Regions from separate parts of the Mus musculus genome. Here regions 2, 3 and 4 are each linked to region 1. Evidence: chromatin loops called from intact Hi-C (ENCODE). Cell type or tissue: gastrocnemius. All regions are shown on one strand. Region 1 has its middle 58 kb from the start of Akr1e1. Region 2 holds the start of Gm35615 (a long non-coding RNA gene). Region 3 has its middle 12 kb from the start of Pitrm1. Region 4 has its middle 210 kb from the start of Gm40658.

Region 1 (8,000 bases):
AGAGCTGTTAATCCTCACACTCTGGTTTTATTTCATTTACTTATAAGTTCACTGCTATAACTGTCTATCCCATTTTTATGGTTTTTTAAGCCTTATTTTCATTTATCATTTTCTCAATATCTTCCTGGGGGCCTACAGAGTAAGTTTGTTGCCAATGTACTGCAGAAGAACAGAGCTGTGTATCACTGATCTTCAAGGAGCATCAGTTTCATTTTACTTCTGTTTCTAGTTTCCATAATTAGTAATTACCTTGGCTTTGCAAATTCATTCATTTCATCCATAATGATAAAATTAAAAGTGTAGGCAAAATAAGGAATTTTTCCATAACTCAGTTAGGCATGGCTATTGGCCTGAACTCATGACAAGTTACTTATTCTCAAAGATTACTAATGCCTAATGTCAGACACAGGCTGCAGAAGTCTTTAATGTGTTTTCTTGTTGGCAACTGCCTCAAGCCTTGTTCAGAATAACTTAATACATTCATGATGTATTACTTTTTAATTTTCAAAAAAATCAAGTTTTCATATCTTAATTTTGGTGCACATTGGGACTAGCTTGGTGTAGATTTTTGAAATGGACTTGAATGATTGGGTGCTAGAGTCCCTACTACAGGAACATGCATATTACTCTTATGTCGCTCAGGAGTAGTTTCTGTTTTGAATGAAAATTGAGACCAAACATGGCTGATATACTACATTTTGCAGGATTTTATGGGTTGTAATATATGGACATAAAAATGCTAGTTATTCTGCATGGAGAGAAACAATATAATCAATAAAATATTTTACTGATTTCAAATATGAAAGTCAATAATTTCTCACAGGCTGAAGTTTTTGTTCATTAAAAACATGTTATCTAAACATTATCCCTAAGAGAACATGATATGCAAAATTGATTAAATATAGTTAAGACTGCAAATTATTAGAACATTAATCCTCTTGTTTAAACAGTCATGATTTTTCCCGAGAAGATAAACTTTGCTAACATTTCAGTCCTAAGTATTTTCTAACAAAATAGGCATGGATTAAGTGATTTCCAGCAGACCATTTTCAATGTTAATTTTTTTCATGTTTTTTTCATATTTTCCTATAAAGCAATCACATATTTTTACAGTTATTCTCTCAGGGGCTGAAAATAAAATCTGAGATGTTTTAATGCTCCCTTTCTTTGTGATAACATGATAAAGTCACCAGATGTTCAAGCCCAGAGGCTCTGAAAAAAACATCTGATTTGGTCATTCACTTTGATGAGTTAACTAGGGCCTAGACATTCAGTTCTACGTTAACAGTCTATCTGATCAAAAGAACATAGTCTAAAAGTTGCATAGCCGTTTTAGAACATTCTGGGGCATAACAACAACAACAAATAATGATGATGATGATGATGATAATTGGTTATTTTAATCAACCACAAACATGATACTTAATATTCGCAGTTACTCATTTGATCTTGCTTCTAAAGAATGTAGGGGCCCTTGGTGCTGTGAAGGCTCAATGCCCCAGTGTAAGGGAATGCCAGGCAGGGAGCCAGAAGTGGGTGGGTAGGTAGGTAGGGGAACACCCTCATACAAGCAGGGGGAGAGAGGTAAGATAGGGAGTTTCTGGAGGGGAAACCAGGAAAGGGGATAACATTTGAAATGTAAATAAAGAAAATATCCAATAAAAGAAAAGAAAAAATAAATAAATAATTAAAAATATAGAACCCAATGAACTGCTTTTGCGAACTGAAATTTAGTTAAATGATTGCTCTGATATTGGCAATTTTATTTCAAAACATTTTCGGGGGAAACAATAGTATAATATTTATACATTTCATACAATAATTCATTTTCATAATCAAGACTTTCTAGTGTAGTATATAAATTTGAGAATGCCATATTTGAGTATCATTTCTAACCCTATAGTTACTTCTATGTCATCCCTCAAAAACATCACCTCTCAAATTCATGATCTCTTCTCCCATAATTCTCTTTCTCTGTCTCTCTGTCTCTGTGTCTCTCTGTGTCGCTCTGTGTCTCTGTGTCTCTGTGTCTCTCTGTCTCTCTCACACTCACACACACACACACACACACACACACACACACACACACACACAGCATAACCTACTGAGTCCAACCACTGTTTCTTGTCCGTACACACATTAGGGTTGACAACTGAGGATTGAGGCATTATTATTGAAGAAAGCTGATTTTCTCTCCTTTGCAGCCATCAACTGCCCTCATCTAGGGGTGTCCTTGTGAAGCTTTTCTCCACCAATGGTGCCATGCCAACTGCCATGAAGTTTGCAGGTATTGTACAGGACACTTTATTGTTGAGAGGTGACAGATGCAGGCTGAGTACCAGGTCACAGCTGTAAGAGTGCTCTGTGGACATGAAAGGAATGTAGCTTTGTTGTGTGTGTGTGTGTGTTTTTTTTTTTAAATGTATTCCTCATTATGACACGTAGCAACTCTGTTTAATGTTAAAATGCCACTCCAATTTTACTGGATGACAAAAACCATTAGCCATTGTGTGGTTTGGGTTAAGTACTGGATCTTCAGTGTTTAGGACATAAAGAATAAAGGGTTCAATGTGACCATCCCCTCTCCCTGATGCCTAGTGATTATGAGGCCACTCTGGGAAAAATAAGATATGTCTTTAAAAGAAAAAAAAACAGAAATAAAAGCAACAAAACATATATTTTCTGTGGATTAAAACAAACAACAACCAAAAAAAAGAGGAAAGAAAGAGAAAAAAAGTAGATAAGAATTTTTCTTCAACAATTTTGATTTTCTAGAAATTCTTTTTTCTCACCTATCCTGGTTACTTTAATAGTCAACTTCAGAGTCATTTGAGAAAAGAGGCCTTAAATGAGGAATGCCTTTGATAAGCTGAAAGTATGCAGGAATTTTCTAGAGGACTTGTCTTAATGGTCAATTGATATTGGGGACCCAGAATACTGTGAGCAGCATAATTCCCTAGGCTGGTGGTCCTGATATGTGTAAAAAATCTGTGCATGAGCCTGTGAGTAAACCCGCAAACAACATTCTTCCATGATTTCTACTTCAAGTTCTGACTTCAGTTTCTGCCTGGAATTACTTCGGTGATGTATTTTAAAGTACGAGACGAATTAAACCCTTTTCTTTTCTATACTGCTTTTGATCATTGTTTTATCACAGCAGCAGAAAGGAAACAAAAGCATCACTTTCGTAAGAAGGGTGTTTAATTAATCATTTTCAACAGAAATTATCATTTACAATCTGGCAGAGAACTTTTATAATAGTTGGCATTATCATCATGAAAAAATGAGAAATAAATTAATTTTAACATACTAATTGTACTTACTTGTTAGTAATTTCATATGCTAACTATTCTCCAGAGGCTGGCCGCACCTTCATGGATGAGGTAATTATCTGAAGTCCATGGCTATCATCAACTTTCTGTCATGTTAATTTATCAGCTGTGGTGATTACTATTGATAGAATGTATGTTCCTTCTGACCTCAACCTCCCATTATGCCTTTCTTTCTATAATATAAGCATGATTTTCAATATGAATGCTTACACTGTGAATAGTATACGTCCATTACCCTTTAGCAACATTGTCAAAGTTATATCTTCCTAATCATTTCTTTTACTGTGAAATCGGTTGACTCTACAGGAAACATCTTCACAGTCTGAATTAAATGTGTGAACAACAGCTCTTTCTCTTTACTACAGAAATAGCTAGAGGGTGGACAGGAAACATTTGGCAAAATGTCTTTCTCAGGTCACACAACACAAACGGAAGGAAGCTATGTTCTCACTGAAAATGCCATTCCTCAAATGACTTATGTCTCAGAAAATGTGACCAATGCACTAAATAAACATAGATAGACATATATTTTCATTAATGATCACATACCTCCCAAATTTTTATTACGTGGCTGGTAGAGAACTCAACTAACAATATGGCTAATTCTATCCATCATGGATGTATTTAAGTAAGGTGCTCTCTAAGCACCTCCACTGTAGGTAGTTCAAGGTCACAAATCTCAGATTTCATAGCCATTAAAGCAAGACTTGTACCAGGAAGACCTTAAGATGGGGGGGTGGGGGGAATCAGATATTATGTTAACAGTGGTATAATTACTTTAGCACGATTATTAAATGTTTCGTGGTTATATTTTTAAAGATTAATTTTCAATAATTTCTTATTTTAGGACCATTAAGAACTCATAGGCAATGAGAGGGAATGATTGACATTTTCTGTCAGAGGTAAATTTAAAATGGGCTGTTGCGCCATCTGCTGGCAGTTCTAAAGCCATCCAATTGAGAAGCTAATCTCGTTCACATTTTTAACAGCGTGTTTCATTTTTACCCCTGCTCTCTCTCTCTCTCTGGCAAGGCTTTCAAAAATGCTTTCTGAACCTCATGTAAGGTGAGCATAAATGCCAATAACTATGATTCTTTAAAAAATAATGTGAAGTTGTGAGCTTTACATCACATGCATTATTCGTCTTTTCACGTGTTTTAATGAGGTACAGAATTTTTCTTTTTTAAACGCATACCACTTTGGATTTTTTGGTATAAAAAAATGGATCATTTGGACGCTGACAACTAGTATTTAAAATGGAACCTCCCACCCCCAACTCAAGTCTCACTCCAGGAAGCTAAAAGCTGCAAAATGAAGCGGCTTCCCTGGCTACAATCATCTAACCATACTTTTTCCCATAGGCATGCTAACAGAGTCTTTCCCAAAATGACACTTTGTGATGTGTCATACATATGCATGATTCCATCCTGCCAAGGAGCAGGAAGCAACGCAAGTGCTTTTCTGAAAGGGATGATTTGAGTCAAAGTTGTGATGAATACAAGTACATTAATGAACAAAGAACAAAGGAAATTCCTTTCCATAAAAAAAAAAAAAAAAGAATGCATTTTTTTGGTATAACATCAAAGAGATAATTAAAAAGCATAGTTCTTTATTTGACATTGTGCATCTCTTTGAACTGTCAGGATACACAGGGAATGGTGTTTTGTGTCTATGGAAAGGGAGAAGAAATGTGTCTCTTTTAGGGTAAATAAAAGGGGCACATAGTTTTGGTGACTTTAAATAATTCTAATATTGAAAAAACATACCCTTATTCTCCCATTACCAATCACTGAAAATAAACAGCAAGTTTTGGGGAAGGTCCACTTCATCAAGTTTGCAGAATTGCTACCTCAGAACATGTTCCACGGTCAGCTGAAAGTGACTTGAGAAGAGTAAAGATATCGATAAATTCTGGAATCAAAAATCTGTCCTTGAATTAGGACACAGAGGACAATTCTACAAATGTTACATAACCATATGCAGTGTTTGGAAACAATCATGAAACTAAACAGCTAAACTGCTGATATACACTGTGGTCATGACTGTAAGCAAATTTTTTTTTTAAATGAATCCTTATTTAATACATCCCATGAAGAATGGCTAACAGGTCCATGACAGAGCTTTGTGAAAACAGTTAAGGATCTTCATGAGAATGGGAGCCTTGGGAGTTGAAACTCCCTCTGAGACCTGGACCATTGGTGATGTCTTTACAAGGATGGCAAGGCTATGCTTCAGAAAATGCAAATCCCTTTTAGCTTCTATGAAATACTTCATTAGTATGAATATAGTGGTGCAGTTTGGATTGCCAACCCCAATCCCATCATTTCCTTTGTCTCCACACTCCCTTCCATCTACCTCTACTTAGAAACAGTAGTACATTGGTACATGGATATAAAATAAAGCAATAATTATCAGTCACAAATAAATTCACTACAGGAACCCCCTGAATATGATGTATATTCCCTTCTGGGGCTAAATACCATTTTGTTTCTGAAGTCAACAACAATAACCAAATAACCCAGTGCTTCCAAAAACTAACAAATACTCATTTCCATTTCTCCAGCTCTAGTTGAGTGGCTGGGTTGACTATGTTCCTCTTTTGGTTGCTTTCGAGTTTATATGAATTTAATGGGTGGGGTAAATATTTACAGTCAAGCATGAGTGTATCCACAGGACAATCACCTTGGCCCAGATCTCAAGAGGTTTAACATATTAAGGCTGACCAGGGAAAACAATCAAAATATCAATAAGGGCGCAATCAAATCCTGCTAAGGGCTATAGAAGCCATGTCTATTAAAAAAGTCAGTGAACAGGAAGACACTGGAAACCCATCAGATAACCCAGTTAATCTTTTTTATTCTCACATAGCATGAAACCAAAGGGAATTTTCAAGAACCAATCTAAGTGTGGACAAATTATAAAATGCTAAATAAAATTTTAAATACAAATTTACTATAGTCAAACATGCAAAGACATAAATTTATCAGCGATAATATTTTTATTCAAAATGTAATCACACTGATCCTTTGGAATCTGTTCTTATGTTGACTTAAAAATAATAGTCAACTTTATAGTGTACAGAAATCCCCTTTAAAATCCTCCCCATTCAAATATCATTCCCACTTTCTCAGTTCTATCTTTAAGGTCACTGACTGACAATGTGACCACAGAGACTCAGAATTATGCTTGCTAGATGTTTACATCTTTCTTTCAAAAATGAGGGAGGGAGTAATACACCTCAGGCTTTACATTATTTTTAAGTTTATTTCAAAATTAGCAGATCATTATATATATATATATATACATATATATATATATATATATATATATATATATATATATATATATATAATAAAGGCAAAAATAAAACATATACTGTATTCTCCAAATAATTCCCTCTCATTTTTTATGAAAACTGTCAATTTCTTGATTATTTCAAAGGCCTTTAAACCATATGAAGTTCAGATAGTTACAAACGGCCACCACCAGTTACAAACGGTAATTCAGTTCTTTCTGCAAACCAGTATAAAATTCTTAACTGACCTGAAGGGTACCTTTTGACTAGGACACTATTTATTTTAATGGAGTGTTAAGAAAAATGCACAACAAAGAAGGTGCCATTTAGAAACTCCCAATAAATCAAAGCAGGGAATTATTTGTGTAATAATACATATAACTTTGATATTGTTTAATGTTATTATTTTTAAAATTATAATCCTAACTGCTGACTTAATAAACACATATTTCATAAATTGCCTCTTTACCAACAATATTTCTTTTCTTTCATTTTCCAAATAGTATAAACTAATAATAAATGATGCTAATGTTAGTTAACTAGTCCACAAAATTGAGTACTGTAATATTTTGTGTATTAGTTGAAATATAAATTAAAACTCATATATCAATAAAATGAAGTCATGTTTCAAATTTATGTATCAATCCATTTGAAAAATATGGACTATTGAGGATGCCATAGCATTAAAAAGTACTTGAGAATGCTAGATGTTTTAATATATAACTTTAAAATATGGAGCCTGGAATTTACTCTGAAGTCAGTCATGGATCCTGTATGAACTTCAAAATATTTATAGCTGTCTGAAGCTCAGGATAAGAGTGCAGAAGACCAATATAAGCACATTGGTTGTTTCCAAGCGGGATGTTATCCATTCTTAGGGACTCCTCCTACCTCTTTTTGTAGTGTTTGTTTTTCCAGACGTTTGTTTGTTTGTTCACTGGTTTGATTTCATTTTGGCTAGAATTATTTAACTGAAGAAATAAAATCTGGTCAGGAAAATGGGAGGAGGGGGGAGAACACGTAAAATACATTATTACATTTTTGAAGGTTCCCCTTCCTTATTGTTGAGAAATTAGACATGTCTATTTCCTGTTGGAGAACTTAAAATGTTTTCTCAAACATGAGTAAATCTGCCCAATAAAAACATTTTTACATTAACTCTGATATTTAGACACCCTTAAGCATTATTTTATGATTTCTTCCTGAAGGCATAAAACCTCTTTGCTAGGCTCTGGAATCAATAAACAACAAGTGTCAGGAAGACACACTCTTGACTCAAACCCAGCAATTTTGTTGTTGTCCTCTCCCTCTCCCTCTCCCCTCTCCCCTCTCCCCTCTTCTTCTCCCCTCTTCTTCTCCCGTCTTCTTCTCCC
Region 2 (8,000 bases), 1.6 Mb before region 1:
GATTTTTGGAGCAGAAACTAGTAAAGGGGATAACATTTGAAATGTAAATAAAGAAAATATCTAATAAAGATTATAGTTTAAAAAAGAAATGTAAATAAAGAAAATATCTAATAAAAAAAAAGAAAAAGAAAAACCAAGGCAAAATCTGATGTAGGTTATAACAAGAAATAATGACCAGGAGAGACATTAATGCAATGGAGACTAAAAAAACAGTATATAAAATCAAACAGAAAGTTAATTCTCGGGAAAATGCAAGATTGCTAAACGTCAAAATGAGAGAGAGGGGTGCGTGGGAGAGAGAAGAAAGAAGAAAGAAGAGAGAAGACCTGAGTCGGCTAAAACATGAGATGCAAAAATGCAGGTTACCATAGATTCCAGTGAAATCCAGAGAACGATTAAGGATGGCTTAGAAAACTTACATTAGAACGAAATGACCTAGAGACATGACTCAACCATTTAAAACACTTGTTGCTCTTCAAGGGAACTGGATTTCTTTTCCAGCACCCATTTTAGGGATTACAACTATCATTAACTTCACTTATAGGGGATCTGATGCCCTCTTCTGACCTTCATGTACACCAGGCACACTTATGGCATACATACATACATACATACATACATACATACAGGAAAAACACATATATCTAAAATAAAATAAATATGTAAAAAAGAAAAGGGTAAATTCATAGTCATATGTGGGGCGTGGGTGTAGGGGAAGAGTGGGGAGAGAGAGAACCCACACCCAGCCAGAGTTCCTGTGCTTTTGGCAGGCAGACGCGAGTGGACTGCCAGACACTTTCCATGCGGCCCCAGGTGGGCTGTGTAAAGCCACTGACCCCACATGGCGGGGGTGGGGGGTGTGGACAAGGGCAGCCCCCGTATCAGGTTCTCAGTCTCTGGAATCCCACGCTGGATATGGCAGAGGAGCTGAGAACAGAATAGGGGCCCCAGGGCAGCACTAGGCACCTGAGATACAAGAAGAGAGGTCAGGGGGAAAGAGGGAGCACTGGGTGGCTCCCATGCAGGCAAGAGTCTTTAGTCTGGTCCATGGCTGGAGCACAGGCAGGCCTTCCATCAGGAGGTTAGAAGAGGCTCATTAGAAGAGAGCCTATCTCGTCGTCCAAGCACGGCCTTGATGAACAGAGGCAGTCTATGGTTTTAGAGCTTTATTGTAGAAAGGCAGGGGGAAAGAGAGAGAGAGAGAGAGAGAGAGAGAGAGAGAGAGAGAGAGAGAGAGAGAGAGAGAGAGAGAGCAGCCATGGCCAAGAGGAGGGAAAGGGGAAGGGAAAGAGAGAAAGAGAGCTAGAGAGTAAGAAAGATGAAGGCTTAGAGAGAGAGAGAGGTAAAAGCTTAATGAGAGAGTAAGAAAAGTAAAAGCTTAAGAGAGAGAGGTGGAGCCAAGCAGCCCCTCTTATAGTGGGCTGTGTTATCTTGCTGTTGCTAGGTAACTGTGTGGAGGATTCAGCCAGAAGGCCAGAAGCTGGGGACATTGTCTATGTGACTAGTAGCCACATGCTTCTCTTGTTGGGGCTGTAGGGGCAGCAACTTCGACAGGAGCCAGGGGTCCAGGAGACATGAAGGAACGCCTTCTGTCCCATGTAGGTAAAAATTAACCACCCATTGGGTACCTTGGGATTCAAGACCTCAGCTTGACTGGAGACCAGGCCATCTGTGCATAGCCCATTGCCCCACAGTCATATATGACTTACCAAAATTAAATGCAGTAGTTATAAACAGCCTGAAAAGGCCTGTAACCCACAATGAGATGTAAATGTCTCCCAGTCATAAATAAATTCAGGTCAACTTGTCATTGTTGAATTATATTAAATCTTTAAGGAAACACCAATATTAATGCTTTCAACATATTCTATAAGATAGAAAAGAAAGAAAGAAACACATTCTAAAAGGCCAGATTTTCTGTGCTGGATACTTACAAAAAAAGAAAACTATAAGCCAATTTCCATGATCTTCATAAACGCAAAAATCTCACTAAAACATTTGTAAAGTAAATGTAAGAGCACATTAAGATGGAAAGATTTCTCTTAGTCAAACTGGCAGAACTAATATTGTGAAAATAGCCACATTATCAAAAGTGTTCTACAAATTCAATATAATTGCTGACAAAATACTAAAAATATTCATCACAAAAGTAGAAAACGTAATTCTAAAATGTATGTATGTATGTGAAATACCATAAATAGTCAAAATAATCCTTAACACAATTTGTAGTGGTGTAGGTATAATAACACTAGTCCTCAAATCATAGTAGAAAGCAATATTATTTTTAGAAAATGGTGTAAAAAACCAGAATAGTGTAAAGGACCTAGAAATAAACTCTCTAATTCATTTTTAGTCTGAATCTTATGCTAGTCATGGGTGAGGAATTTATAGCTTTTTCCATTTACTTCCTTATAATTTATTGGCTATTAATGTCATGTCCATCATCTTTCCAATCTATAAAAGATATAATTCTGTTTGGGTCAATTATTCTCTCATTTATGAGAAAATATTTACTGATTTTACCAAAAAGCATTTCTGTTGATATTCTGCTGCTTCTATTGATTCTTAAAATTTTAACAATAAACAAATAAAATCTTCTGAGTTCTAAGCCAACCACTTTCTTCTTTGAGTGACATGGGCCTCCATCACTTATCAATGTTCTAACCTATGGAGTTAAACTTGCTGGGGTCGCTTCCTAGTCTCCTCAGTCAATTCACTTATAAGTCAGCTCATTCTGTCACCGTTTCAGATCTCAGTTCTGTGGAGAAGGCAGCAGAATTATTAGCAGTTGTCGAAGTATCATGGACATTGTATCTAAGCTAGGATAAAACTAAGATATATGTATGAATACTGAAGCTGAAGCACTAAGTTATGTATGCATTTTACACAGGCCCTGTATAATTTCAAGGATAAAGGGCATCAGCCAAGATATATCTGAGGCATTTGCAGAGGACTAAATATAGAAAGACTCCAGATAGTATCATATTGCTAAATAAATACTCATCATGATATATATTGCTCATAGAGTAGTCATCTGTTTAAGAAAGCGAGAAAAGTGGAGCAAAGAAAAGAAAAAAATGAGAGGTGAAAGAGTTAGGGTGAAGGATATCTCTTGTACCCAAGCACTGGGTACCAAATTGAGAATTTCCCTTTTATCTTTCCAACTACAAAGTATTCCAAAGGCTGCCAAGGGCAAGAGCTACTTGAAGAACATAAGCATACACTTTTTGAACAAAGCACACACTTTGACCTTCCAGTGGCAACTTTGATGAGCTGAAATGGATCTAGCTAGACTGGGGATGTTCACAGGGCCATAGCCAGACAGTTTTGATGGAAACCTATCTTAGAAAAGTCAAGGGTTCTATTTCTATTGTTTTTTATAAAGCTGTTCCAAGTGTACACTTCAATCAGAGCTCTCCCCTGAACTCTTGATTCCTATATATGTTAGGGTTTCCAATGTTTTGGTATTTCCTTTTCTTGCCCATTGCTCTACTGAGAAGACATAAGCACGCTGTATTTTTTCTTAGCTCATAGGGAAAAATGAAGAATTTAATATAAAGGGTTCTTCCATGATCATAATATTGCTTTTCTTTATAGCTTGAAAAATATGAATTATTATGATGACCAATTAAATTAGTCTCTTTTCTTTACTATTTCAAATTACTTTCAAAAAGTTTCACGTTGAAAAATTATTACAAAATTTGAACACAGTGAACATTGGGTTTTCTCATCACAGAGAAATATGCACTTCTATTCGTTACAGATTTGTGAGTTTTTTCAAAATTCACCTAAATTTTAGTGTTTATCATGTGAGTGTGTACTTGCATATGTAAGTTTCGATTCTCATGGAGTCCAGAAGAGGGCAGCAGATACCCTGGAGCTGGAGTTACAAAAAGTTGAACACCACTGTTGGTGGGCACTGGGCACCAAACTTGAGTCTTCTGAAAGAGCAGGATATGCTGAGACATCTCCTGTCCCTGTAAGTTTATTTTAAGATAGGATTGGCATCTTTGCATTCCAATTTAGTATCTCAGGCATTTTCAAAATAATGGACATGGCATGCAAAACTTATGTTGGTAAATTATCCATTATAATAGATGATTGCCATTGTTCAAAATAACCACATCAGGAGGAAAAAAGGAACCAACTCCATAGGTTCTATTCTCTCTAGATGTAGATGCTATTTCAGATGAATGAAGCTTTTTGAAAGTTTTAATGGTTTAGATCTAAACTGTTCCCCTCAAAACTCATAATGCCTTGGTCCATGATGCAGTAGTGTTCAGAGATAAACAGTATTCAGAATGGAGCTCTTGGAAGGGGATCAAGAGGGCTCTATTTTATGAGTGCATCAATCTTATCATGAAGTCATGATTTCATGGCAGTAGAGGGACGTAGTGTTAACTGAGAAAGTAGGTTACCAGGGGCTTGTCCTGCAAGGGTACCCATTGACCTAGAGGCCTTCTCATTCCCATTGATTTCTGGGCCACCACATGAAGAGGTGATCACTTGTGCTCCACCATACTCTCTCCTCATTAGGTTCTTCCTTATCACAATCTTAGAAATAATGGATTTTAGAAACCATGGATCCTATCCCCTGAAATTGTGATCCCAAATAAATCTTTCTCATTTCAATTAGCTTTCTTAGAGTATGTGGTCACAGATGAACAGCTAACTGAGACAGAAGCTTACCTATGGAACATTATCAATTAGAGGAAAAGAAATAAGCATTTAACTTTCATTGGTAATAATGGGGAATTATGTACCAAATTTCTCAGTAGACAGCTTTATTTCACAGGGATCAAAGTAATTTTTTTTTTCCACAGACTGAACTATGTGCCAGTCTGTGTTTGTTTGTCTTTCAGTTCAATCTATGTAAAGAGGGTCAGCATTTCAGAAGATCAAAGCCATAAACAGTCTTTCTCTGTGACTGTGTAGACAACAGTACCCATTCCCCTGCCCATTACTCATACAAATTATGATTCAGGATTTAAGCAAATATGAGGTACCCTCAGATGTCTGCTGTTTATGATATAGCTGGAGAAGTAATGGTTTTCATTTGCACTTGTTTTCTCCAAGTCCTGTGGGTTGTCATCTTCTTCTGATCCTCCCCCTTCCTCTTCTTTTAACGAAACTTTCGCTTTTTTTTACCTCCTCATACCCACTTGAGGGTTCTACATTGCTGCTTGGTTTTACTGGATCAACTGGAGATCTTGCAAATCTGAGTCTTATCTTCCAGATTTGTCAGAGATTTTAAATTTTTTCCAAGATGGTTCATTGCAATATGATAAATACCAAAGCCAGAAGTAGGGGAAAATCTAATCCTTAGAGATAGAGGCAGGAAGGTCAGAGTTCAAGGGAAGCATAGGTAGCCTAACATTCTACCTGAATACCAACAGAAAGTACCATGGTGGTTTTTGTTGTTGTTGTTGGTGGTGGTACTTTTTTGTTTTTTGTTTTGTTTTGTCTTGTGTTTAACACTGTAAAAGTTAGTGTTAATTGGCAACTCAACCAAAGAATCAACAGGGAAATGTGTCATATCGAGTCTGCTTGTCTGGGATTGTCATGACAAAGTTAATTGATGTGGCAAGTCATTAGTTGTGACTAGGACCTGGGCTGTATGACAGCTGAGAAAGAAGCTTGGTAATCCCTAAGTATGTGCATGTTAATTCGTTTTTCTTGCGTGTGCATTCAGGAAGGTCTCTCAAGTCCCCACTGCTGTAACTTTCCTGCCATATCTCCTTATAGGAACTTTAAGGTATAATTGTGAGCCAGGCACACCCCTTTTCTCCTGAGCTGCTTTTCTTAAATATTTTACCACAGAAACAAGCAAGAAACTAGAACAACTATGAAGCACTGGGCATATCAAAAGGCTCAGACCTGTAATGAGTCTATACCAAACCAATCACCATTTAACAACTCACAGGACACAGATGAACTGAGAGGGTCTCACTGATTTAAGAATCCCAGTATTCATTTAAGTTAATCATGAAAAGGAGGACAGAGCAGATCTACATTAACCACATATTCACAGCATGATGCTTTACTTTGGAGAAATGTAGAGAAAAGAAGATATTATTAATGCTAAGTAAATGTACTGGTGAATTTTTTTTTTTTTTGTTGCTGTGATGAAATGCCATGACCAGTGCATCTTGCAGAAGAACAAGTTCATTTGTACTTAAAGGTCTAACAGTACATGAGTCCATATTACAGTATGGTGGCATAGCATTGGGTGGCAGGCATGTCAAGAAACTGAGAGCTCTCTTCTTCAATCTCAAGCAGGATGCAGAGAGAAGGAATTGGTCGTCATGGGAGGCTACAAAATCTTAAAGTCTGATCCAGTGTCATGTTTGCTTTAACAAGGACAAGTTCCTAAGCCTCCCCAAAATAGTGTCACCAACTGGGGAACAGTTGTTCAAATACCTGAGCAGATGGGGGACATTTCCATTCTGAGGTTACCCAGTTTATTAAAGTAAAGCTGAATCTACAATTTATAGGAAGACCCAATAATGGATCATGGTCCAGGCTGGTCAGAGGGGTTCCACACTAAATGGAAAATATAACTGAGAGCACAGATTTACAACTTCATAGCCAATTTCTTATTCATCCTTTGGAGGAGGCAAAACGTTTGATCTTGACCACACAGTTTATGCTCTTAAACTCCATTGTTAAGAGTGTTTTGAAGCAAATTTGTTGGATCTTTATTCCCTCAGTAAGTTTGCTTTCTTTATTATTTTTTTTTCATGAAGCCACAATAAGAGTTTATTGAAGATGTGCATCTGCTACATCTGCTGTGGGTCATTGCGTTACCAAGGGTTTGGCAATCACAGGTGCAGGTATGACTATATAAGTTATAAGGATTTGATCTCACAATAACCGAAGGCAACTATAACTTCAACTTTCCAGATGATCAAAAAAAGAAGCCTGGAAGTAAAATGTACCAGGAAATCTAACATTCTCAGTGTGGGTCTACAGCGTTTCAGATACACCCTAATAACCAGTATATCAACAAGTAACTAAAATGTTATAGTTAATTCACTCCATCAGTAGATGGTGAGGCAGATAAAAACTTTAGGGTATGCCATACTAAATGGGAGATGTGGGGTTTGAATTTCAGCTTTTCAGATCTTATGATCCATTATATGTAAGAGGAAAATACATATCCGAAAATTTCACTTCAAAGCCTTACACCGAGGCAATATTGCAATGGTTATGATGGTGTCAGGACAATGAAAATCCAGGTGTCTAGTAACGAGTAGACATGTAAACATGTGATGTCTAGGCTGTGTTTCTCAGCTCTTTCTTGTGGTATTTTACAAACAATTCACTTTTCATGTGCACATATTGTCTGTGTCACAAGGTCCCCTGGGCGATGGGGCAGCTGCTTGTGCTGTGGAAGATAAATGTGCTAAAATGATGACTGTTTCAAGTCCCTCAGTCATTTCAAAGGGCATTCTTAGTACAGACAGATGATGGCATTCAGTGTACTTGAAACAATACATTTGCAAGGTAAGTCACACAATGCCCTAGGATGACATTAGGACCTCAAATAGATTGTCATTGAACACAATACTGGAAATGCAGTCCATATAACTCATGTTCCATAACAAGGATATAACATCAGGGTTTTGAGTTAAAGTAAAATCATTTTCTTAAGGGAACACACCTTATTTTATTTCACTAAAGCTCTTATTATTGCAAACTTCATGCACATAAACTGCGCTAATAAAATTTCTTTTGGTATACTAGCAGTCTGCATTACACAAAACCGATAAAAAAGAGATTAAAAATTAAACATTTATGACCCCAGGAACTGCTGAGCAGGCTATGCAGAGCACATCTGTAACCATAAAAGGCAGACACTCGAAGTCGGAATCTGCCTGTTGTGCTTACTTAATTACTGGGCACAGTAACTTGTTGGATCCAGACAGAGCAAGGAGTTGGTTGTAGAAAATGTCATTTCCTAAGGGATTTCCCCATACAAATTCACGAGGGGAAGATTC
Region 3 (8,000 bases), 1.9 Mb before region 1:
AATGAAAGAACAGATAAGCAGTACTCTGATGATTAGTGAATATTGATTGTCAACCGGACAGATTCTGGACTCATTAGGGAAATGGGCTTGGTCACGAGTATGAGGAATTATCTTGATTATGTCATTGAGGTAGGAGGACCCACTTCCTATGCGTGGCATCTTTCCTTGTCAGTGGCCTTGGCCTCTATAAAATGGAGAATGGGCCTAAGCACTAGAAGTGGTGCATCCATTGCTTTCTTCTGACTGTGGACATAATGTGCTTCTAGCTTCTAGCTGTCTTGACTTCCCTGCTGTGATCTACTGGACCCCAAACTTTGAGCTAAAATAAACACTTCCTTCCTTAAGTTGCTTTATCAGAGTATTTTTATCACTTTAATGAATTCTACTTAACAAAACCTAATTTTGCATCCCAGAAAGGTTTCAAAATGTATTTCTTTAAACTATTGCACATATAAGATAAATCAAACACAATCAAATAAATCAACTACAGTCTGCTGTATCCACAGCCCCTCCCCAGAATATAGCCACCATTCATTCAGTCTCTGTTTTGGGGGGCGGGGTGGGGAGGGTAGACATACTTAACAGCAGTAGGGGGCGGGTGGGGAGGGTAGACATACTTAACAGCAGTAGGGGGTGGGGTGGGGAGGGTAGACATACTTAACAGCAGAATCTAAACACCTGGGCTACTTATAGTTTGTTCCCAGGCTTGTCTGGAACCTATGATTTGAATTGATGACATAGGCTCTGCACAATCAACAGTTATTAGCTAGCCAAAACATAAGCCCACTCCAGTCATTTATGGTGGACATCAAAGGCTAAGCAAACGAAGTGAGCAGTATAACAGAATACAGAGTAAGTGGCTTTCCTTAATAGAGAAGCCACAGGGTCTTTCTTTATAGCTCCTTACAACTGCCTTGGATGCTAAATGCAGCTGACTTCTATAAAAGCTTTCCCTCCTGTGATTTTTAGTGTTCTGAGCTTCTTTGTCTCACACTCATGCTCACAATAACCCCTTCCCACTTGTGACCCTTCATCACTGCAATCTACTCTGAAGACTGAATCAGGTCAGACCTGAATCATTGCTGACACACAGAGGTTAGATAATCCTCATTCTGAATGAAAAGTGTTGAAGGGTTTTCAAAATATAGGTAGTCAGCTCATCATTTCTTCAATGAAATCTTGGCACTTAAAAAATAACAAAATAAGGGGCTGGAGAGATGGCTCAGTAGTTAAGAGCACCAACTGCCTACTTTAATGTTAATCACATGGTATATAATCCTTATATTCAAGATATTATTTTATTTCCTGAGGACCCTAAAGATGATAGGCTATTTTATCTGTTTTTGAAGAGACTTTTCAATAATATTTACACATATTAAGTTATTGTTGTTAAATAGCACATTATATAAAAATCAAATATGGGAGATTAGCACTAATGCATCTCAAAATAACTGAATAAAACTATTAACAGAGGAAAGTAAAAAGGGCCAGCCCATAAATACAAGCCATCTGCTTTCTTGTTTCACAAATAAACTGTTATTTCTTACCTGTTTGGCAGGTATTTTTGCTAGTGTCACTTGAACATCAATAAAGCTTTGCCATACAAGGCCATGCTTTAAATTCTAGTTTGAAGGTAGCAGTAGCATGCAGTCCAGTTAATGAGGGCAAGGAGGTCAGCTCCAGGCTCAGCCTCATGCTTTTCTGCAGCTGAGCTTCATAGCTTTGCAAAGTCATTTAACTTCCCCGGGCATCACTTTACTCTTGTAGAAAATAAAAAGACATTTAAAATTGTCTTCTCTCCTACATTATGTCATTTGATGAGTTGATCCTATTGTAATAAATAGATGGTTAATATTGTGAAGTTGGCAGGACCTACTAGAATTGCCTAATGGCGATAAACCTCTGGGCACATCAGTGAGGTGGAGGCAGGCTGTAAAGTGGATTGATTGAGGTCAGATGGCTTGCCTTGAATATGGATGGCATCATCCCATAGGCTGTGGTTCTACAGTGAATAAAAAGAAGAAAGTAGGCTGAACAGCTCTCACTGCTTCTTAGATGCAGATGAAATGTGACCAGCTGCCTTACTCCGTCACCATGTTCCTCTCCATGATTGACAGTGCCCTCAAACGGAATCAACACAAATCCTTCCTTCTTTAAGTTGCTTTCCTCAGGCATTCTTTCAAAGCAAGAAGAGTAACTAATACAAACGCCTGCTTACCAACAAGGATTTCTTTGAAACCTGAGCATACCAGCATAGAAATAAATCTTAACGTGCCATTCCACCCCTTCACCATGTTCCCACTTTGCCCCTAGGATTCTATTCTCTTTCTCTCTTGCTATGCCATAAATCTAGTTAACACACTGAGAAATGGCCTTCAGAGAACAAGGGGTGTAATGTATGTATTTATGTTTGTAAACTGGAGAATGACAACTTTGTTTCTGTAAACCACAGACTTTCCCTCTTTGTTCTTTCCTCATGGTTTTACACACATCAGGTAAGACTTCTACCACTGGGCAGTAGCCCCACTTCTTCACCTGCCACCTTTTTAAATAAAAAAATAAAATTTCAAAAACAGGTACAGGGTTTTACTACATTGCCTAGGCTGGCCTTGAACCCATTTTGTAGCCCAGTAGATCATGCTTGACTTCCCAAATACCTGGGAATGCTACCAGGCCTGGCAAGAATTACCCTCTTGTTTACCATTTTATTTATGACTTTTACTTGTGTCTTAGTCAGGGTTTCTATTCCTGCACAAACATCACGACCAAGAAGCAAGTTGGGGAGGAAAGGGTTTATTCGGCTTACACTTCCATACTGCTGTTCATCACCAAAGGAAGTCAGGACTGGAAATCAAGCAGGCCAGAAAGCAGGAGCTGATGCAGAGGCCATGGAGGGATGCTCTTTACTGGCTTGCTTCCCCCGGCTTGCTCAGCCTGCTCTCTTATAGAACCAAGACTACCAGCCCAGAGATGGTCCCACCCACAAGGGGCCCTTCCCCCTTGATCACTAATTGAGAAAATGCCTTACAGTTGTATCTCATGGAAGCATTTCCTCAACTGAAGCTCCTTTTTCTGTGATAACTCCAGCTGTGTCAAGTTGACACAAAATAGCCAGTACAACGTGTGTATGTCATGATAAAGAAAATATATTTCTTATTTTAGTTGATTTTAACCTTATAAAATGATATTATATGTGATTTAAATTTGAGAGATATATGTAAAAAAAAATTCGCTGTGGTGACTTGAATATGCTTGGCCCACAGGAAGTGTGGCCTTCTTAGAATGGGTGTGGCCTTGTTGGAGGAAATGTGTCACTGTATAGGTAGACTCTGAGGGCTCCTAATGCTGGAGCCCCGTCCAGTATGGAAGGCACCTAGCTGCCTACAGGAGAGTATCTTCCTGGCTGCCTCTGCATCAGGATGTAAAACTCTCAGCTCCTTCTCCAGTACCATGTCTGCCTGGAACCTTCCATGCTTCCCACCATGATGATAATGGACCAAACCTCTGAACCTGTAAGCCAGCCCCAGTTAAATGTTATCCTTTATAAAAGTTGCCTTGGTCATAGTGTCTCTTCACAGGAATGAAACTGTAATTAAGACCTTTGGGTACTCTGCTTCTCCAATTAATATTACATAGCTAAGCTATGGTCACATGGCTGGATATTAAACTTAATAGTTATATCAGTGTGAATTAAATACTTGTATTTTTTCAATTTGTGAAAGACAGCAACAGAAATTTGACTAACACCCCCCACAGGGAAAAAAAAAAAACTCTCACGAAGCCCAGACAGGAGCCAGGTTTAATGTAACACATTAATGACGGGGGTGAGAGGAGATTTTTATATAATCATTTCCTTGATGGATTTTCCAGATTCATCTTTTATGATTTTTATTTTAAAAACAACAACAACAACATCAACATATATTTTTAGGAGGGGAGCAGGTAGGGAGACACAGTTTCATGCAGTCTAAGCTAGCAGCAAATTCAAGATGTAGCCATAGATAACCACAACTCATCCCCTTGACTCAATCCTCCTGACTGCTGGGATTCCAGACATGGCTATCACGCCAAGCTTAATTTTAAATCACTTTATTTCTTCTTGCTGATAGAATAATCTCCCTTAAGTCAATCTGTTTCCAAATCCTTCAAGTTTTCACATTGATAGGAAACACTGTAGCCACTAGATGGCCATCCTTTCCTTCTCACGGTTTCCTTGGCAAAGATTCTGCTTTTGAGTAAATACATCCTTTACAAGGCTTATTTATTTTTACTAAAATTGCTTTCATGACAGGGATTCAAACTTACAACCACTTCATACAGCTGGGTTGGCATTTTAAGAGCCATAAGCGAAGCAAAGCAAATGTCACTGTAAATAAGTGGAGAGTGAAAGGGAGTTTTTAAACAATGAGCTTCTGCCGTGTGGCACTACTTGGTCTTGTGCATTATGTAAATAAATGCACAGTGCTCAAGTTTCTGGCAGGAAAGCCCTGGATGAGAAGTCTGGAGTGGACATGGCTCAGCTTTGCCTGGTGACATTCATTAGGGCCCCTCACTGTTCACTCTGTACCATCTCGGTTTTTTTTCCCTCTCCCTCCACACTCTCTATCTAGTCTTGTCATTTATCCAGGGCTGCATGTTATTCCCTTAGTTACAATCGTTAGTTAAGTAAACCAACAAATCTTTCAGGCCACACCAGTAGAGACCTATTTCCAGAATGTTTTTGGTGAGGATCCAGAGACAATCACTGGCCAATATGTTGATACTTCCACATTTTTCTTTATGTTTTTCAATATTCCATTTACTTTTTATAGCACATGCATGAGGAGGTCACAGGATAGTTTGCAGGGTCATATGCATTCCACATTCTAGGCTTTAAAACTCAGGCTATCAGACTTGGAGGCGAGGGCTTTGACCTGCAGAGCCATCAGGGTGGCCCCTTTCCACATTATTCTGTATAAATGTGTATAAAGATATGTCAAAACAACATTTTGATCAAATATGTATTTTCTTCACATTATACTTCTGTTAGCATTTCTATTTTAAACGTCTTCAACATACTTATTTTTGTTTTATTGGGAGACAGGGGTTCATGTACCCCTGGTGGGCCTCAAACTCCCTATGTAGCCTATATGACCTTGACCTCATGATTCTCCTGCCTTTACTTCCTCAGATCGTGGATGATAGGTAAGAAGCACACTAGCTTGAATATTACTGGGGATTGAACCCAGGTATTCTTGCATGTTAGGTAGGTACTCTACCAGCTGAGCTACAGCTCTAGCCCAAACATACGTATGTGTTCTTTGAATATTAAATTTGTTCTTAGGCTTTATGTATAATGGATTCTGTTACTCCAGCTTTGACCCTCTTGCCAAGGACCAGCCTCATCTTGGAGAGGGATTCATGAGAGAAGGAGCTTTGAAACAAACAACTCAAAATCAAATCATGGGCTAAGAGCTGATGGCCTATGTTCTGCTGGAGATAGCTTTCTAGATTCCTTCTCCCTCTCCTTCTTGCTCTCCCCCCTTTCATCTCTCTCTTTTGTCAGCTTTCTCTGGAGATCTCTAGACATCTTTCTGCTCAAGACAGCTTTTTTTGAATTCTAAAAATCTTCTGGATAGCTCATCTTTTGCAGATAAAAAAAAACAGTCTTTTACTTACATATCAGATCAGTAATTACTCTAGGTTCCCTTTAGATCATCCTATGAATCAACAGCCCATTATCCCAGCCCCCAGATTCTTAAGAAGAGTTAGCATGTACAAGCACAAACAATAAGATAGGCGGGTGAGACCCTGCCCTGGAATTACTATTCCTTCAATGCCTGGGCCTGGACCTAAACTTCCTCTGTCCCAAGCTGACCTTAGAACTCAGGAATCTGCCTGCCTTTGTAAGCATAAACAAAAAAACTTAGCTGGGTGGAATCTTGCCATGGGATCACCACTCCCTAAGTCTTTTTATCTCTTTCCTTTGTATCTTTCTGGCAAGCTAGCTCATAGTGCAGCTGCCTCTGCTCTTTTAGGTCTGTGAAGCTCCTCATATAACTCATATTGCACCCTTATGTTTTGTATAGTTGAGAAATTATATATTTTGGACTCATGTTTTCATCATTCTCTCACACAGTTTTAAGGGCTGTCCTGAAGGTCACAGACCTCTAACATTTGGCTGAGACATTAGACACACACTTGCCTCCTGGATGCTGTTTCTGATTGTCATTGATACTAGCAGAGAGGACATTCCTCGAAGGAAGGTCATAAAAATATGTACATTATTATACAAGCAAATCTTATGCCCACAGCAACCATCAACACTCATGGAGGTCCATGCCCTGCTGACTCTGGTCCAGGGTGGAAACCATGTCATTCTGTTTCTCACAAGCTGGACTTGGTACCCTCTCTTCTCTCCTTCCATCCTCATCAACTTCTCTCTTTCCAGAATCTATCATTAACCAATAGTTCAGCATGGAGGGGAACCAGCCCCTAGGGCAGGCCTCCATTGGTGACTGACTGTTGATGGGTCTGTTCTTACACAGACCCAGCATAGTCAAGCACAACTGCTGTGAGATCATGTCTGAAATGGCCACGCCACGCCTAGAAGATGGCACTTCAAAGCCCTCTCCCTGTCCTCCAGTCCTTACATTCTTCCCACCCTCCTTATTCCTTTATCTCTCCATGCTTTAGAGGGGCTAGTGTACACGTCTTGTTGAGGGTTGGACACTCAATTCACTTATAAACATTTGCATTTATTCCCTTATCATCCTGGTTTCACTTCTGTCCTACCAAAGTTTATGACGAAATCATAATTCCTTCTAGTAACTGCGCTCTTAGAATACTGCATCCAGAGATTCTCAATGTTAACTTTGATATTCAAAATTGCTCTAATTTTTCTAATAAATCTAATTCCAAATCTTGTAATTTCTTAACTTTATCTTTTCTAATCATTATCTTTTAGGAAGAAATATTTCAAGTTGCCGTTTGCTTTGGGAGAAGATATTCTAACTGGGCAGCTCATACAGTTTAAGCTTTTTTGATTAACAAGTGCACTGAAGGCAGACAAGGTATGCATACCTCCATCTGCTGGCTACTCTGCTCACTGCAGGAGGCTGAAGATACCCAGCAGGCCATGCCAATAATTTAATAGGCTGAGCTTCAGGTAGGTGAGGCAGGAAGGCAACATTCCTTCTGGTGGTTGTCCCATTTGTCCTTGGTAATCCAGCTCAAACATGTAACTGGATGAGTTTAATGTTATGTTGGGTATTTGGGAGAGTTGTGAACTCTCCAACAAAATCAGAATTGGAAAATTTTGATCAATCAGTAACAATGAATTACTTCAATAAAGATTAAGATAAAAATTGGGTATTACACAGTTAGTTTGATTGGGGTTAACATTTTGGTGCTTAAAGTGTCCCTACTAGTGAAAGAAGTTTGGTAATTTTTATTTCTTAATTTTTATCCCTACTAAAATGGAAAGTGGAATCTTTAACAACTTATTTGAATTTTATCATTCTATTATTACTATTGTCTCAGTTTTACCTAACTGTATTTCTTTATTTATAAATGTAAAAAAATCAATCTTCTTTGGACAAGACTACCTATGGTGGTTAGAATGAGAAATGTTTCCCATAGGCCTCATTTTTGGAATACATGATCCTCAGTTGGTGGCGCTGTTGGGCGGTGGGATATGGTGTAGCTTTGTTGGAGAAAGCACAACACTGTGAGTGGGATTTGAGAGCACAGAGCATCACTCCACTTCTTTCTGCTTCTTGTGTGCTGTTGAAGATGTGATCTCTCAGCTTCCTTCTCTTGTAGTTTGCTGCCATGCCTCCCCACTGTGGCAGACTCTTATACCTCTGAAGCTGTAGGTCAACGTGACTTCTTTGTTCCATGAGTTGTTTTAATCATGGTGTTTTATCACTGCAACTGAAGAGTAACTCAAACACTACTCATTCTACTAAACCCACACAGACACTGTCAATATTATATACATTCTCATTTCTAAACTAATA
Region 4 (8,000 bases), 260 kb before region 1:
AGCACTGTTTGTAAAGCAAATTATGAAGCACTGTTACAAGCAAATCACGAGAGTATAAGTCAAAAACCAGGCAAACAGAAATGGAGCTTCCTAATGACTTACTTCCTCCTGCTCTGCAAAGCATTCTGTTAAGCCATGCAATTTTTATTTGACTTCTTGATCTCTGATTAGTTCCTTCTCCTTCGTGACTGCCATTTTAAATAAAAAGTGATATGTGTTGTGTTTATAATAATACCAATATAAATAGCTCTAATTAAAATGAGATGGAATGCATGCAGCATTCAAATAAAATTGACATAATTAAAATAATTCATGTGGCTATATTTTTTATATTTCAGTATATCAAAATAAATTAGTTGATTATAGAAGGTTAATAATTAATTTGAAATGTTTATAGTAAGATACTGACCTAATAATATGTTCTGTTGTCTTTCTAGATTTTAATATTTATATAATTTAGATGTTGGCTAAAAATGAATGTATGCTAAACTCTTATAATTAGATCTAGTTCTACTACTTTATAGTCAAGAGAGATACATTTATTTAAGATAGACAAATACCATTTGCATCACATTAGCATTTTATTTAGAGACAAAATAGCTGTACTTGTTAGTATAAATGAACTTATTTATCTCTGAGTACACAGATCTTAATTAATTGTATGAGTTTCTATGCTGTATGTGTGATCATCTGCATGTGAGTGCATGTATGTCGGAAAGTACATATGCATATGTATTTGTGAATGAACTTATTCACAAATGTATGTAAATACACACAGCACTTGTGTGGGAGACAGAGAATGTTAAGTGTGTGTGTGTGTGTGTGTGTGTGTGTGTGTGTGTGTGTGTGTGCATGTTTGTAAAGGGTAAAAGTCAAGTGTCCTTCCTCAGACACCACTTAACCTTTTTCTATTTGTGAAATGATTTTTCATTTCTGGAACTCACTAGACAGGCCAGGCTGGCAGAAAGAAGCTCAAGAGATCCATCTCCCTGCCTCCCTAGTGCTAGGATTACTAGCAGGGGTCAACAGATGTGGCATTGTTTTATCCTGGATTCTGGAGATGAGACTCTGGTCTTCTTGTTTCCAAAGCAAGCATTTTGCTGCCTGAGTTATCTTCCCAATCTTGAAATGATTTCACATCACCAAAAATCTTAAATAAAAACATGTCTATTCGATGCTTTGCTATCTTTCTAACTTGTTGACATTTTAGTTATTCTTCAACTAAACCATTTTGAATGTTATAATTTTCATGAGTTGTGATCTTTTTTATGTAGTTTTCATTTTGAGATTTTTGATAGTATATAAAAGAGTAAAAGTCACCAGATGCCTTGGAGCACATTTATCTGGACGCTATGGAAATCGTACTTGGGCGTGAGCAGATACAAGCGCTTCTTCTAGAGCACAGATGACCGCAAATTCTCTAGTAATAAGAAGTGATATAAAGAAACAGCACTTGTGGCCCAATCATGGAAGAGACTAGCAGGTTTATGAAGTTATGAACATAATTGCCTCATGTTCCAGCAATGGAAAGTACTTGTGACATACAAATGTCTTCACAACTCTGTCTGTGGGGATGTATGTGAGTTCTTGTTTGGGGTTCCTATCAAATTCCAAAGCATATGGGAAATTGTGGTTAGGAAAGGATAAAAGACCACATCTAGAAATCCTGAGTATCCCAAGCACACATTCCTCTCTTTTAACTAGGTTTTAGGTCCATCAAGCTAGCTCAGTACGTAAAAGGCATTGGTAGCTATGCTCAGACTTGAACTGAGTTCAATCCCCAGGAACCACATATAGAAGGAACCAGCCAACAGATGCTCTCTGATCTCCACACTGGCCAATGCCTGTCTACATTCACCTGAGTTCTTGTGCACGCGCACGCGCGCGCGCACACACACACACACACACACACACACACACACATACACACACACACACACACATGCACACACACACACACACACTAAAATTTTTAAATGTAGAACAGTAAGAATCCTTAATTGTGGGAAATTTTTATTTTTTAATTTTATTCATACAGACAAGAAAACATTGTAGACTTGCTCATTTCCAAACTCCAGAAACCTAAGAGTGTCTGGAGATATGGCTCAGTGGTTAAGAGAACATGCTGTTAGCACAGCAGATTTGACATTGGTTCTCGGCATTCATGTCAAGTAGCTTTCCTTTTTCTTTTTTTCTTTTTTTTGGGGGAGTGGGGTGGGGTGGGCACTTTTCCAAAAATGTATTCACCACCAAAATTCTTCCAAGGTATCTTCAACAGTACAAGTTAGAAAATGATATAATAAGGATCTTATTTGAATTATTGGTAAACAAAGAAGGTAAATAAAGATGTATAGAACATAGATCAAGAATATATTATTTTTGATTAATAGCCCAGGTCTGTAATTTTTCAAACTGTATTATCAAGTTAATAATGTGTAAATACAGCTTCCAGTGACCTAACACTCTCTCTGGCATTTGCTGGTACCTGGACACATATGGTGGCCACTCATATACACAAATTTTAAAATTATATATTAAAAATCATCCTAAGACTAAGTTATAGGCCAGTTCTGGTGCCATCACTCAAGAAACAGGGGCATCAGAAGGCATCCTTCTCAATTGGGGGGAGGGGGGGAATAGTGAGATCCGATGTAAGAAATAAATCAAAGCAACAACAGCAATTAAAACAAAACCAAATGAGTTAATATTGAATCTCAGGAATGCTGAGGACTTGTCTGTTATATAGCAGTGTGGAACATTTGGGGGCCCATGTGTCCCTTTTGTTTTACTAATGTATGTCTGTTTTATTTTAGGTCTTTTGTGTCTCCTCTCTGGACCCAAGTTTGTTTATCTCCAAAAGAAACTGTAGTATAGGATCCCCAAATGCCCTGGCTCATTGACTTTGTTTTTGGAAGACCAATAATGAACAGAAAAGAAATGAGTGATTTAGACTTCCCCTTCAAACAGTTTTGAAATTATCACCCTAGGCTTACAGGTCTCAAGTTATTTTCAACAATTCAGTGAATTAAAAAAAAGAAAATACAAGAAAAACTTGAGGAAAAAGCAAAATGATTTAAGCAAAGCAATAAAATTACTCTTTAACGGTGATCCTCCAGGCTTTGTGTGTTTTTAGTAGAATTTATAACTGGCTGAGTATTTTATTTCTTTCCCACATACTTAACTCCTTCCTTAAAAGAAGTTACTCCCTACCTTTCAAAGCATTGCATTTAATCTGATATTTTAACAACACTGAAATAATCACATGAACTGGACTAAACTTATTTTTTAAAGCTGGAAAAGAAATAGTAAGTCTTTTTTAAAAATATTTTTTATTATTACGTATTTTCCTCAATTATATTTAGAATGCTATCCCAAAAGTCCCCCATACGCCCCCCCGCCCCCACTTCCCTACCCACCCATTCCCATTTTTTGGCCCTGGCATTCCCCTGTACTGGGGCATATAAAGTTTGTGTGTCCAATGGGCCCCTCTTTCCAGTGATGTCCGACTAGGCCATCTTTTGATACATATGCAGCTAGAGTCAAGAGCTCCGGGGTACTGGTTAGTTCATAATGTTGTTCCACCTATAGGGTTGCAGTTCCCTTTAGCTCCTTGGATACTTTCTCTAGCTCCTCCATTGGGGGCGCTGTGCTCCATCCAATAGCTGACTGTGAGCATCTACTTATATGTTTGCTAGTCCCCTGCCTAGTCTTTCTTGTCTAAAATCTTGAGAACATCTGACATAAATTAGTCAGCCCCATTAATACAAATTTTACTCTGAGTATACACATAAACAATGAAGATTGGTAAAATTAAATAACCCTACTCTCTCTTGTAGTAAAATGGATGATCTTTACTTCAGAATTTCTACAGTGATAGGGACTCAGTGGATAAGACCACTGACCTCTCTTGCAAAGAAGTAGATTGGTTTGTAGCTCTAGGTCCAGAGGATCTGATGCCTCTTTAAACTCTTCTGATGGTTCCTGCTTCTATGTGGCTCACATACGTCAAAGACACCATTTGTCATGTCTGGATACCAGTGTTCTCTTAGGTCATATCTTCTTAAAGGAAGGAGATTCAGTTTAGAGACACAGTTTAAGTGAAGTTTATTCAGAAATTCAAAGCACATCCTTCAAAGAAAGATTGGGGCAGTCTGTCACTAAATTGACACATTTGCACAACGAGCTCCATGTTGAGGATTTTAAAGAACTTCTAACTGATGTGTACAAATCAGGATGTATATTTTTGGGTAAGAGGAGCTCCTTTACCCTCCCATATTATATTAGACCAGATCTCCTTTCCAAGGCATTTCTTTCCACTCTCCTATAGAAAATCCATGCTATGCTTGAGAATGGTGGTAAATTTTTAAAGAAACCAAAGCCTGTTGAGGATGTAGTACCTTAGTTAAGACACAGGCATGTTGATCTAATTTCAAAATAGTAGACAATGTAAGATGAATCACACTGGGGGTGTTTTCACTGATCAATGTCACTGCAATGGAGCTATAGATGTGGTTTGCCTTGTCTATTACAGATGGAACCCCTTCTGGACACTACTTAAAGTCTCATCATTGATCTTTTGGGCCTTCAACAGAGCTTTGTGATATCCTCTCAGGCCATGCAAACAAGAACAATGCATGGGCTTAGTTTAAAGACCCACCCCTCCCAGCAACTTGTTCATTCTAATCTTCTAATCATGGTCATAGATAGGACTCGTCAATGCTATTTAATTATATAAAAGTAAAGCATCTAGAAAGGGAGATAATGTGTGTGTGGGCTAGCAAGATGGGTCAGTGGGTAAAATTCCTTGCTAACAAGCCAGGGAACTTGAGTTCTATTCCTGGTTTATATTTAAGAGGCCTGGATGCAGAAAGATAGATATTCTCCAATACATGGCCTTCTGACCTACATGTGCTGTGGTGTGTGAGTGTTGTGTGTGTGTGTGAACAGGGCGGCAAATAAACATACATTACAAGAAAAATAAATGAATATATAAAATTAAAAACAAAATATATGAACAAAGCCAGCATTTGTATACATGATAGATCTAGGTGTCCCGATATTAGCTATGGAAATTTATCCAGTCTTCTACTGTAGTTAACATGTATGAATCTAGTAAATGACTAATAAAGTAATAATAAAACTATATAAATCTGCATGAACTTACATTCATACTATGTTTGATGGGTAATTATTCTCAATAAAAGAATTTCTTTGTCAAAAGACACATTAGTACTACGTGGGCAGTGAGATTTGCTCACAGAAGTTCATTATAATGAAGAACACCAGCTTCCTATTCTCAGCATATATGTTACAGGAGTGTAGTGTGGGGTATCTGACCACATTTAATAACACAAGTCACACTGAGCATCACAGACAACCATTTGGATCTTTTGTATTTAATTAGAGGCAGGTACAAAGGGGATATCCAATTCAAATATTCTGAAATTGTTGAAACAAAAAGACAACAATTATTGCTCTTTAATAAAAATATAAAATACAAGCTTTTGCAGTCTTCAAACAATGAAATTCTGTAGACTTTGTTTTGAATTTTTAAAATAGAAATTATATAGTGGGAAAGGTACTAGATTTTGGAACAATTTTTTTCCATTTTTTATTAGGTATTTAGCTCATTTACATTTCCAATGCTATACCAAAAGTCGCCCATACCCACCCACCCCCACTCCCCTACCCACCCACTCCCCCTTTTTGGCCCTGGCGTTCCCCTGTACTGGGGCATATAAAGTTGGCAAGTCCAATGGGCCTCTCTTTGCAGTGATGGCCGACTAGGCCATCTTTTGATACATATGCAGCTAGTGACAAGGGTACTGCTTAGTTCATATTGTTGTTCCACCTATAGGGTTGAAGTTCCCTTTAGTTCCTTGGGTGCTTTCTCTAGTTCCTCCATTAGGAGGAACCATCTCAGGGTTGTTTTGATTTGCATTTCCCTGATGATTAAGGATGTTGAACATTTTTTCAGGTGCTTCTCTGCCATTCGGTATTCCTTGGGTGAGAAATCTTTGTTCAGTTCTGAGCCCCATTTTTTAATGGGGTTATTTGATTTTATGGAGTCTACCTTCTTAAGTTCTTTATATATATTGGATATTAGTCTCCTGTCCATTTTGGGATAGGTAAAGATCCTTTCCCAATCTGTTGGTGGTCTTTTTGTCTTATTGACGGTGTCTTTTGCCTTGCAGAAGCTTTGCAATTTTATGAGGTCCCATTTATCGATTCTCGATCTTACAGCACAAGCCATTGCTGTTCTATTCAGGAATTTTTCCCCTGTACCCATATCTTCGAGGTTTTTCCCTACTTTCTCCTCTATAAGTTTCAGTGTCTCTGGTTTTATGTGGAGATCCTTAATCCACTTAGATTTGACCTTAGTACAAAGAGATAGTACTGGATCAATTCGAAATCTTCTACATGATAACAGCCAGTCGTGCCAGCACCATTTGTTGAAAATGCTGTCTTTTTTCCACTGGATGGTTTTAGCTCCCTTGTCAAAGATCAAGTGACCATAGGTGTGTGGGTTCATCTCTGGGTCTTCAATTCTGTTCCATTGGTCTACTTGTCTGTTGCTATACCAGTACCATGCAGTTTTTATCACAATTGCTCTGTAGTACATCTTTAGGTCGGGCATGGTGATTCCACCAGATGTTCTTTTATCCTTGAGAAGAGTTTTTGCTATCCTAGGTTTTTTGTTATTCCAGATGAATCCGCCGATGTCCCTTTCTAATTCGTTGAAGAATTGAGTTGGAATTTTGATGGAGATTGCATTGAATCTGTAGATTGCTTCTGGCAAGATAGCCATTTTTTACTATATTGATCCTGCCGATCCATGAGCATGGGAGATCTTCCCATCTTCTGAGATCTTCTTTAATTTCTTTCTTCAAAGACTTGAAGTTCTTGTCATACAGATCTTTCACTTCCTTAGTTAGAGTCCCGCCTAGGTATTTTATATTATTTGTGGCTATTGAGAAGGGTGTTGTTTCCCTAATTTCTTTCTCACCCTGTTTATCCTTTGTGTAGAGAAAGGCCATTGACTTGTTTGAGTTAATTTTATATCCAGCTACTTCACTGAAGCTGTTTATCAGGCTTAGGAGTTCTCTCTTGGAATTTTTAGGGTCACTTATATATACTATCATATCATCTGCAAAAAGTGATAATTTGACTTCTTCCTTTCCAATTTGTATCCCCTTGATCTCCTTTTGTTGTCGAATTGCTCTGGCTAGGACTTCAAGTACAATGTTGAATAGGTAGGGAGAGAGTGGACAGCCTTGTCTAGTCCCTGATTTTAGTAGGATTGCTTCAAGCTTCTCACCATTTATTTTGATGTTGGCTACTGGTTTGCTGTAGATTGCTTTTATCATGTTTAGGTATGGGCCTTGAATTCCTGATCTTTCCAAGACTTTTATCATGAATGGGTGTTGGATTTTGTCAAATGCTTTCTCTGCATCTAACGAGATAATCATGTGGTTTTTGTCTTTGAGTTTGTTTATATACTGGATTATGTTGATGGATTTCCAGATATTGAACCATCCCTGCATCCCTGGGATGAAACCTACTTGGTCAGGATGGATGATTGGTTTGATGTGTTCTTGGATTCGGTTAGCAAGAACTTTATTGAGGATTTTTGAATCAATATTCATAAGGGAAATTGGTCTGAAGTTCTCTATCTTTGTGGGGACATTTTGTGGTTTAGGTATCAGAGTAATTGTGGCTTAATAGTATGAGTTGGGTAGAGTACCTTCTGTTTCCAGTTTGTGGAATAGTTTGTGAAGAACTGGGATTAGATCTTCTTTGAAGGTCTGATAGAACTCTGCACTAAACCCATATGGTCCTGGTCTTTTTTTGGTTGGGAGACTATTAATGACTGCTTCTATTTCTTTAGGGGATATCGGGCTGTTTAGATCATTAACCTGATCTTGATTCAGCTTTGGTACCTGGTATCTGTCTAGAAACTTCTCCATTTCATCCAGGTTCTCCAGTTTTGTTGAGTATAG

What was found. Hi-C counts contacts between places; a loop is a spot of excess contacts. Peaks named below come from ENCODE experiments on the same cell type or tissue, not always from the same donor. Only the 100,000 strongest peaks of a DNase experiment are listed, where the experiment ranks them.
Region 2: a loop joins it to region 1, with 5 times the contacts of the local background. A loop is called at or near these places in 11 of 42 quality-filtered maps.
Region 3: a loop joins it to region 1, with 2.6 times the contacts of the local background. A loop is called at or near these places in 15 of 42 quality-filtered maps.
Region 4: it touches region 1 in a loop (2.1-fold over the local background); 11 of 42 quality-filtered maps call a loop at or near these places.

Annotation. Positions count from the first base shown.
Region 1 is chr13:4,663,240-4,671,239 of GRCm38, reverse strand. No RefSeq gene overlaps it. Among named protein-coding and RNA genes, the nearest start is that of Akr1e1, 58 kb to the right of the region's middle. In gastrocnemius, a CTCF peak has its summit at 4,274 (motif pointing left); DNase peaks (open chromatin) are centred at 1,520 and 4,257; H3K4me3 peaks cover 223 bases; H3K27ac peaks cover 1,128 bases.
Region 2 is chr13:6,288,173-6,296,172 of GRCm38, reverse strand. Gm35615 (a long non-coding RNA gene) reads left to right here and starts at 6,747. Exons shown (of 3, transcript XR_382030.2): 1 at 6,747-6,833. In gastrocnemius, a CTCF peak has its summit at 3,852 (motif pointing right); a DNase peak (open chromatin) is centred at 922.
Region 3 is chr13:6,531,972-6,539,971 of GRCm38, reverse strand. No RefSeq gene overlaps it. Among named protein-coding and RNA genes, the nearest start is that of Pitrm1, 12 kb to the left of the region's middle. In gastrocnemius, CTCF peaks have their summits at 4,187 (motif pointing right) and 7,076 (motif pointing left); a DNase peak (open chromatin) is centred at 7,091.
Region 4 is chr13:4,926,926-4,934,925 of GRCm38, reverse strand. No RefSeq gene overlaps it. Among named protein-coding and RNA genes, the nearest start is that of Gm40658, 210 kb to the right of the region's middle. In gastrocnemius, a CTCF peak has its summit at 3,649; no DNase peak of the experiment used is centred here.